Linked DNA regions of Homo sapiens: region 1 is linked to region 2. The links are chromatin contacts, found by Hi-C in ENCODE. All regions are on one chromosome and are shown on one strand. The core of a region is the stretch at or near the end of the contact, and the rest is flanking DNA. Distances in the headings are between cores, read along the strand shown. Region 1 overlaps TEAD1 (TEA domain transcription factor 1). Region 2 has its middle 91 kb from the start of PARVA.

Region 1 (3,426 bases), core at 735-3,234, 480 kb before region 2:
TACAGTTTCCCAGGCCATACTCCCAGATATTCTTAGTCAGTAGTTGTTTTGTCTTTTAAGCTCTTTGAGTGTTTCTGTTGATAGTGAGCCTTGGGAACCACTAATCTGTCTTCCCTTTTCTGAAAAAGGCAATCACTTTACTCTCCCAGTGCTACAGACATTCCATTTAATATCCATGCCAGTTTTGCCCTTGATAAATTGTGAGCCTGGGCATCACAGGCCATTATCAGATCACTTCTCTGATGATGAGGCTCCAAACTACCCCTGCAACTTCAATCTGACTGAGCTCTAGGCAGGAATTTCCAACTCCTTACAGGTCATCTCCATCTGGATGGTCATCCAGTACATCAAGCATATGACAAAACTTAACTCCTCATTCCTCTCTTCTCTACAAACCTGCTTCTCCTGCCTCCACTCCCCATCTCGCTTAACAGTACCACCATCCTCCCAATGAGCCAGAAGTGGAACCTGAAATCAAACTCCTTCTTTTTCACAAATCTCATCCCATCAGCCAATTCTGTTGGTTTTATCTCTGAAACTCCCTCCTCCTACCAGCACCGCCTGCATCCTAGTGCAGGCCTCAGGCTCTCCTACCGGACTACTGTAACAGCCATCTAACTTGTCTTCACGCCTTCAGATCTAGTTTTGTCAAACACAGGCTGAGACATGTCATCTCTCCTGAAAAAAATGTAATGGCTTCCGTCTGCCCCCAGGATGAGTGCCAGGCACCTTGGCATGGCACTCGGACCCGCAACGACACAATGCTGGCTCCTGTACCCCTCCCCCAGGAGATATTTTCATTTCTAAGCACATCAGGGCTGTGCCCTTCCAGGCCTCCATGCCTTTATCACATGTTCCTTCAGCCAGAATGCCCTTCCCTTCTCCTTTTCCCCAATGGGGCAAGTCTGAACCTGTGCTCCAGAACTTGCCTGAAGTTACATGCAACAGTCCTAAAACTACATACAAATATGTGATTTTTCTGGGGGAAAGGGTCCATAGCTTTCCACAGATTCTCCAAGGGGTGGAAATCCAAAATAATCTATAATCCAAAATAAGTTTAAAAACCGCTACATGATCTTTTTCCCAAAGTTCAAAGTTAGCTAAGTCTGTCTGTCTCATGCTCTCTTTCATTCTCAAACATATACAAGTCAATTCCCCAATCATAAATGATCACACTTTGTGCTGCTCCACTACTAAACCAGGTATATCTCTAGTACAGAATATACTTCCTTCCATATCAATATTGGAGTCATTTGTATTGACTGGCTTGGTTGTAAATGTCAGCTCCACAGCTTATTTACTATGTGACCTCAAGCAAATAACTTGACCTTGCTGGACCTCACTTTCCTCAGCAGCAAAATGGGCATAATTACAGTACCTATATTATTGGGTTGTTTTTGAGGAATAATCAAGATCGCACATCCTATAGCAATGGGAAAGTGCCTGGTATGTTAACTGCTCACACAGGTCAGCTTTTTAAGTTATTTTATGTCTGTTGTCCCCATCACATTCAAAGCACAGTGCAGGCCCTCAATAAATGATTTATGAATCCACATCTTCCTGAATCCCAGGGCTCATCCACTGCCACAGAAAAGCTGTTGGAAAGCATAACTTGGTAATACTTTCATGTTCTTTTCCTTCTACCTCCCTTATGACCAATTCTTGAGCCATCTTTAATTAGCTACTTTGTACCCGGATTGCACATGAGCTCACACCTTGTGCATACACTTTTGCATACCCCCCACACATTAAGCTTCCCAATCAAAATGCTGATGACGCTGGCCCTGCTATTCTCACAGGAACCAAACTATTTCAAAAATTCCCCATTACTCATCTGTTCTGAGCATTCCAGAATTAACCCTTGCTCTGCTATTGTCCATATTTTGTGCAGAAATCTTTTCTATCTCTTCAACTAACATTTGCCAACATAAAAAATAGGGCTTCTTCTTTCTCAATCTAAGATCATTAAATAAACATCTTCCTCTTTTTTTCCTTCTTTTTTTCTAGCCACTTCCTCCCACAGGAGAGGCCCTCAGGGCTTACAGGCTTAATCACCTACGTTCTCTGTTTGAACCATAATTCATCTCCCATAAGCATTTATTCAGCAAACATTACTGACACCTTCTATATTCCAGGCCTTGAAATACATCCTGTGATCGGTGGGGTCCCGGCTTTGGGAGCTTCTAGCCTGTTCTACCACATAGCTGTTTGTTTCACGCTTCTAACCAATTAACTTGAAATAACACCCTGAATCAGAGGTCCGAAAGAGGAAATCAAAGATGCCACATGATGTTCATATGGAGCTCCGAGAAGAACACTTTGCCAAGGCCTGGAGACCCTCCAGGGCTGGGAGTCTATGGCCATTTCCACACCAGGGCTCTGGGGCCTCCACTGACAAAGCCTACCTCCCTGATCCTCAAAGAGCTGTTATGAGAACATACTATCTTATAAAAGGATGATTCTGCAATTTTTTGACCAGTCCTCTGCATCCAGAGGAGTGTAGCGACCACAGGTTTCAGTCTCTTTGCTGTACTGACTAATCAATACATACTCCCACTTACTTGTGTGCACTCTCATTCTGATACCCCCTTGTCAGTTCTGCCACTACCTCATTTAAAAAGCCCTCTTTCCTCTTCTGACTTCTGCTCCTATGAAGTAAAGAAAGATGCAATCCTAAGTCCTATGCTGTCCTGGTGGGCAGGGCACAGGTCAGCAGCGGGGGAGGACTGACTAGAGACACCCTCCCCCTCATCTTCGCTGGTCCTCACAATTCAGGTCTCTGGGGCTGACCAGTAGTCCTGGTATCCCAGTAAGAAAGGGTCCTTCCTTGGAGCTGACCTAAGCAAGGATCCTGAAGACATCTGCTTGCAAAAGGAGAAAGTCAATAGTGGCCAGGAAGATGTCTGGAAGCAACAGCTCTGCCCAGACTGCTTATAGGATCCTAGGGCACTAGAATCTTCCAGACATCCTCCTGGCCACTACCGAGGCCAGGCTTGTGATCTGGGATCCTCTCCGCTATGTTATTTGAGATGATTTCTTCCTGCCAGCAACAGGCCAGGTGCCCTCGACCTTGGTAGCCAAGAATAGGCTTCAAAAGGCTAAGTGGAAGGTGACCATCTTCAAAGGGCTCTCAAACTTCTCAGAAAGCTTTGGCACACAGTCCTGACCTCAGGTCAGTTTCCTGCAAATGAACTTGAGATAGCTCCATGAGGGCAGGGACCATGTCTGTCTGGTTCACTACAGTATCCCTGACAACCCCTAGCACAGGGCTGGAATACAGCTGCGCTGGGGCTCAATACTGATTCACTGGATTTATGTATAACGGTCTCTACCAAGGAAGGAACAAAAGCTCAGTAGAAAAGTCCAAGATGTAGAGTCAGACAGCCCTGAATTTGAAACCTGCTAGCTATACCATTTATATTGGCC
Region 2 (3,727 bases), core at 332-2,831:
CTTCATTCATTGATTCAGCAAACAAGGATTGGGTTCCTCCTCCGGGCCAGACCATGCTAGACACTAGGCTGATTGAAATGATCAAAACTCAAGCCCTGCCCTCAAAGCAGCTTTTGTATACTCTCGAGAAACGCTGTGCAATACTCCTTGATAACTAAAGGCTGAGTTTCCCAGGCCCATCCCAGACACCATGGGGCTGCTCAGCAGTCCTCTTGCTCCTGCACCTCCCCCAGCGACCCAGCCCTATTGGGAGGGTCTCCCACCAGCCTCCCTGCTCTCACCCCAGGCTGGGAGCTTCCTGAGGAGGGACTGATCCCCCACACTGGTGGCACACAGTAGAGTGGGCTGGAAGCCTTGGGATGGACCCTACACTCATATAGTCCGGGCCTGGGCAGCAGGCTTCCAGGGACTTGGGGAGGGCCAGAGCAGGGCAGTAAAGGCGATGACCCATGTGTGGCAATGCTAGCTCCTCTGCCCTCTGCTGTCGCCGCTGGGGGCTGTCAGAGGATTCAGGAGTGACTCTAGGCTGTCCTCAGATGAAGTGGCCTGCCCAAGAGTGCAGCCCTGGGTCCTGCTCCCAAGGTGCCCCTGTCCCAGCCTGACCTGGTGTGACGGTGGTGCGTCTGGGGATGGTGGGGGAATGACTCACTGGCTGGGAGCCTTGACTCAGAAGGAAGGAAGACCAGGGCTCAGTTCCAACTGCAACAACGTTTCTTGGTAGAAACCCCTGTCTAAGCCAAGGCCTTTCTGGGTCCTCCTCTCCTAGGGTGAGGCTGGAGAGGGAGTGGGTGTGGGGGGAGGTGGAAGGCAGCGATGAGCCTGGAACTGGATGAAGAGTCTCTGCCCCTCGCTCAGGGCCTGAGGAGGTAACTCTGCTCAGTGAGTGCTGCAGTCCCTGGATCCCCGGCCTGCCTAGATGCTGTGAGACTGTGCGTGTTCACTGCGCCCCCTGGCAGGGCCTGCCGCCTCAGCACCTGCCACAGCCCTGCTCTTCCCCAGGACACTGGGACCAAGGGTGACTCAGAAAAAGGAGCAGGTGTGTATGTGTGTGTATGTGTAGGGGTGTGAGTGTGTGTGCGTGTGCATGTGTGTGTGTGTGGATGTGTGGGTGTCTGTGTGTAGCATCCTGTTTTGTGTGAGGCCGTTAATCTGATGGCCCAGTCTCACTCCAGTGTACAGAATCAAATCATAGAGTTCCTGAACCTCAGTTTACTCATCTGTATTTCAAAAAGCTTAGAGGCAATGATGGCTAAGGCCCTGTCTGGGTGAAACTGTAGAATCCTAAGGCTCCATAATTCCTGAGCCAGGGGTGGGGTGGAGGGGGATGGGAAGATCTTGAGTCCCTTGGAAAAGGCTCCCTCTAGTCAGCAGTGGAAATAAAGTCAAGCTTATATTTTATTTCTTGCCTCTGACAACCAGGAGGCCATGCCAGAGAGATACCATGTAAGGAATGAGAACGGCTGCCCCTGAGAATTAACCAGAGATCTTCTGCCCAGCCCCAGCCTCCCACCCCCAGAGAGCTAGTGACTCACTCCACCAGAATTCTCTCCTCCAGTTCTGGTATTTGCTTGGGGTTGGAGACTGGAAGCTATTGGCCCGTTGCAGAGCTGCTGTGGAAAAAGAAAGGGACAGGGAAGATGGGGTGGGAGGAAGAGTCCATTAAATGTGTAGAGTAAGTAGGAATTTATCTCCTATAGCTCAATTACCACAAGTCAATAGACTAATGATTATAATAGACTGAACTCTCTCCTTCCCTCACACCATACTGCTGTCCCCACAACACACTCTACCAAACTTTTCATTTGTTCACACATCAAATATTTTTGTGTTTTTGTTTGCTTGTCACCAGGCTGGAGTGCAGTGGTGGGGTCATGGCTCACTGCCCCCTCGACCTCTCGGGCTCAAATGATACTCCCACCTCAGGCTCCCGAGTAGCTGGGACTATAGGCATGCACCACGACACGCAGATAATTTTTTAATTTTTATTTTTTATAGAGACAGGGTCCCACTGTGTTGCCCAGGTTGGTCTCAAACTCCTGGGCTCAAGTGATCCTCCCACCTCGGCCTCCCAAAGTGCTGGGGTTACAGGCATGAGCCACCACACCTGGCATCAAATATTTGAGACCCTGCTATGGGACAGGTACCACCCTCAGAGAATGCCTCAAATTATGAACCATCATTACTAAGATCATCAGTGAGCATCTACATGCATCTATGCGTATATGCATATGTGTAGACATATTTATACATGCATGTGTACATACGTACATGCACATATTCATTCATGTCAGAACAGTTATTTAAAGCTAAGGTCATCACGGGCCATCAATGTTCCATATATGTAATACATTAAAAACTGGAGCTGCTCTGATTGAAGCCAGGAAGCTGCAGGAAGTTCTACTCTCTGCCTCCCCTTTCCCCACAGAGCCCCCCAAACCCTTTGGAAACCAGGTTTAATTGAGGCTGTGGACCATCATTGCTGTGGCCCTCCCTTGGCCTGGTTCCAAGGGAAACATATTTGCGGGACACTGTACTTCCTGTGGAAGACCCCTCTGCCAGCTGGGCCTTGAGGATTAGCTGAGCAAAATGAACATCACATGCAGAAGAAAAACAGGTCTTGGTCACTTAGGGTGTGAGAGTGGGCAGTGGGGTCCACGTGTTCCCTGTTCCCAGGCAAGGCCTGCAGATGCATTCCCAGGCTTCAGGCCCCTGCGCCTCCATCACTGCTGGAGAGAAAGGATGGGGACGGTGAACATCTGAATGTGCACACAGGCAGGGCCAGGAAGCATGAACGGAAAGGAAGCCCAAGGGCATGATGTGGGTGTGGGAGATGGACGCAGGGAGGGTCTGAATCCAGGACCCTAAATCCAAGGCCCAGCTAGCCCAGCCCTCTGTCTTTCTTTCTGTCTAGAAACAGTCCTAGATATTCCACTCCCTGCCAGGTCTCACAGTGGAACTCTTTCTTAGCAGCCAGGCTGTGGAGCACAGGTGACAATTACTACCTGGGGGCTTTCCTTCCTCAAGACCAGCTCCTTCAGCTCCTCTCTTTCCCTTACTCCATTTGTGAAAATGCCTTTGCAAAAATTATAACTGAGAAAATTATGACAGTGACAGAGATCTGACTTAACCAATCCCTCTTGCTTCTAACCTCCACCCTGTCTTTGTTCATTCCTGGGCGTAGGCTGAACTAACTTTGGGAGGAACTTAGTTTATAGTTTAGTTTGGAAACAAAGACGATAACAGCCCTTTCCCCAGACAAACCCCCTTCCTGCCTGGGGACAAGACTGCCTTTGCAGGACTAACAAATTAGCCGCAAGATTAGAAATTGTGGTTTAAGAGTCATGCAGCTGGAAGTTGCAAGATTCCGAACCTTCCCAAATTGCATCTTGAGGCTAACATCACTATTGTAAAGCCTAAGATCAGTGCTTGGGATATTTTGCAGACTCTGCGCTCAGAGGTTCAACTGGCACCACCTAGATTGATAAACTGGCTCATCTGGTCTTTTAGCCCCCACTCAGGAACTGACTCAGTGCAAGAGGACAGCTTTGACTCCCTATGAGTTCATCTCTGACCTGACCAATCAGCACTCCCCATTTTCCGAACCCCTTCTCAACAAATTATCTTTAAAAATCCTGATCCCCGAGTTTTCAGGGAGACTGATTTAAGTAATAATAAAATTCTGGTCTCCTGTACAGCCAGCTCTGTGTAAATTAAACTCTTTTTCTAT

The links. A loop is a pair of places that touch in the nucleus more often than their neighbours do.
Region 1: a loop to region 2 is called in a map of mammary epithelial cell, with 4 times the contacts of the local background. The contact joins two enhancer-like sites. A Hi-C loop is called at or near these places in 1 of 168 maps with a recorded cell type or tissue (mammary epithelial cell).

What each region holds. Positions count from the first base shown.
Region 1 is chr11:12,768,554-12,771,979 of GRCh38, reverse strand. All of the region lies in intron 3 of TEAD1 (TEA domain transcription factor 1), which reads right to left. Among named protein-coding and RNA genes, the nearest start is that of TEAD1, 96 kb to the right of the region's middle. RefSeq lists a silencer at 1-178. Within about 2 kb of position 1,984, at least 7 of the 41 ENCODE cell types and tissues checked have a DNase peak (open chromatin) inside an H3K27ac peak, as active enhancers do; they include mammary epithelial cell, where a contact is called at or near this core.
Region 2 is chr11:12,284,970-12,288,696 of GRCh38, reverse strand. It overlaps a transcript of MICAL2 not described here. Among named protein-coding and RNA genes, the nearest start is that of PARVA, 91 kb to the left of the region's middle. Within about 2 kb of position 1,581, at least 23 of the 41 ENCODE cell types and tissues checked have a DNase peak (open chromatin) inside an H3K27ac peak, as active enhancers do; they include mammary epithelial cell, where a contact is called at or near this core.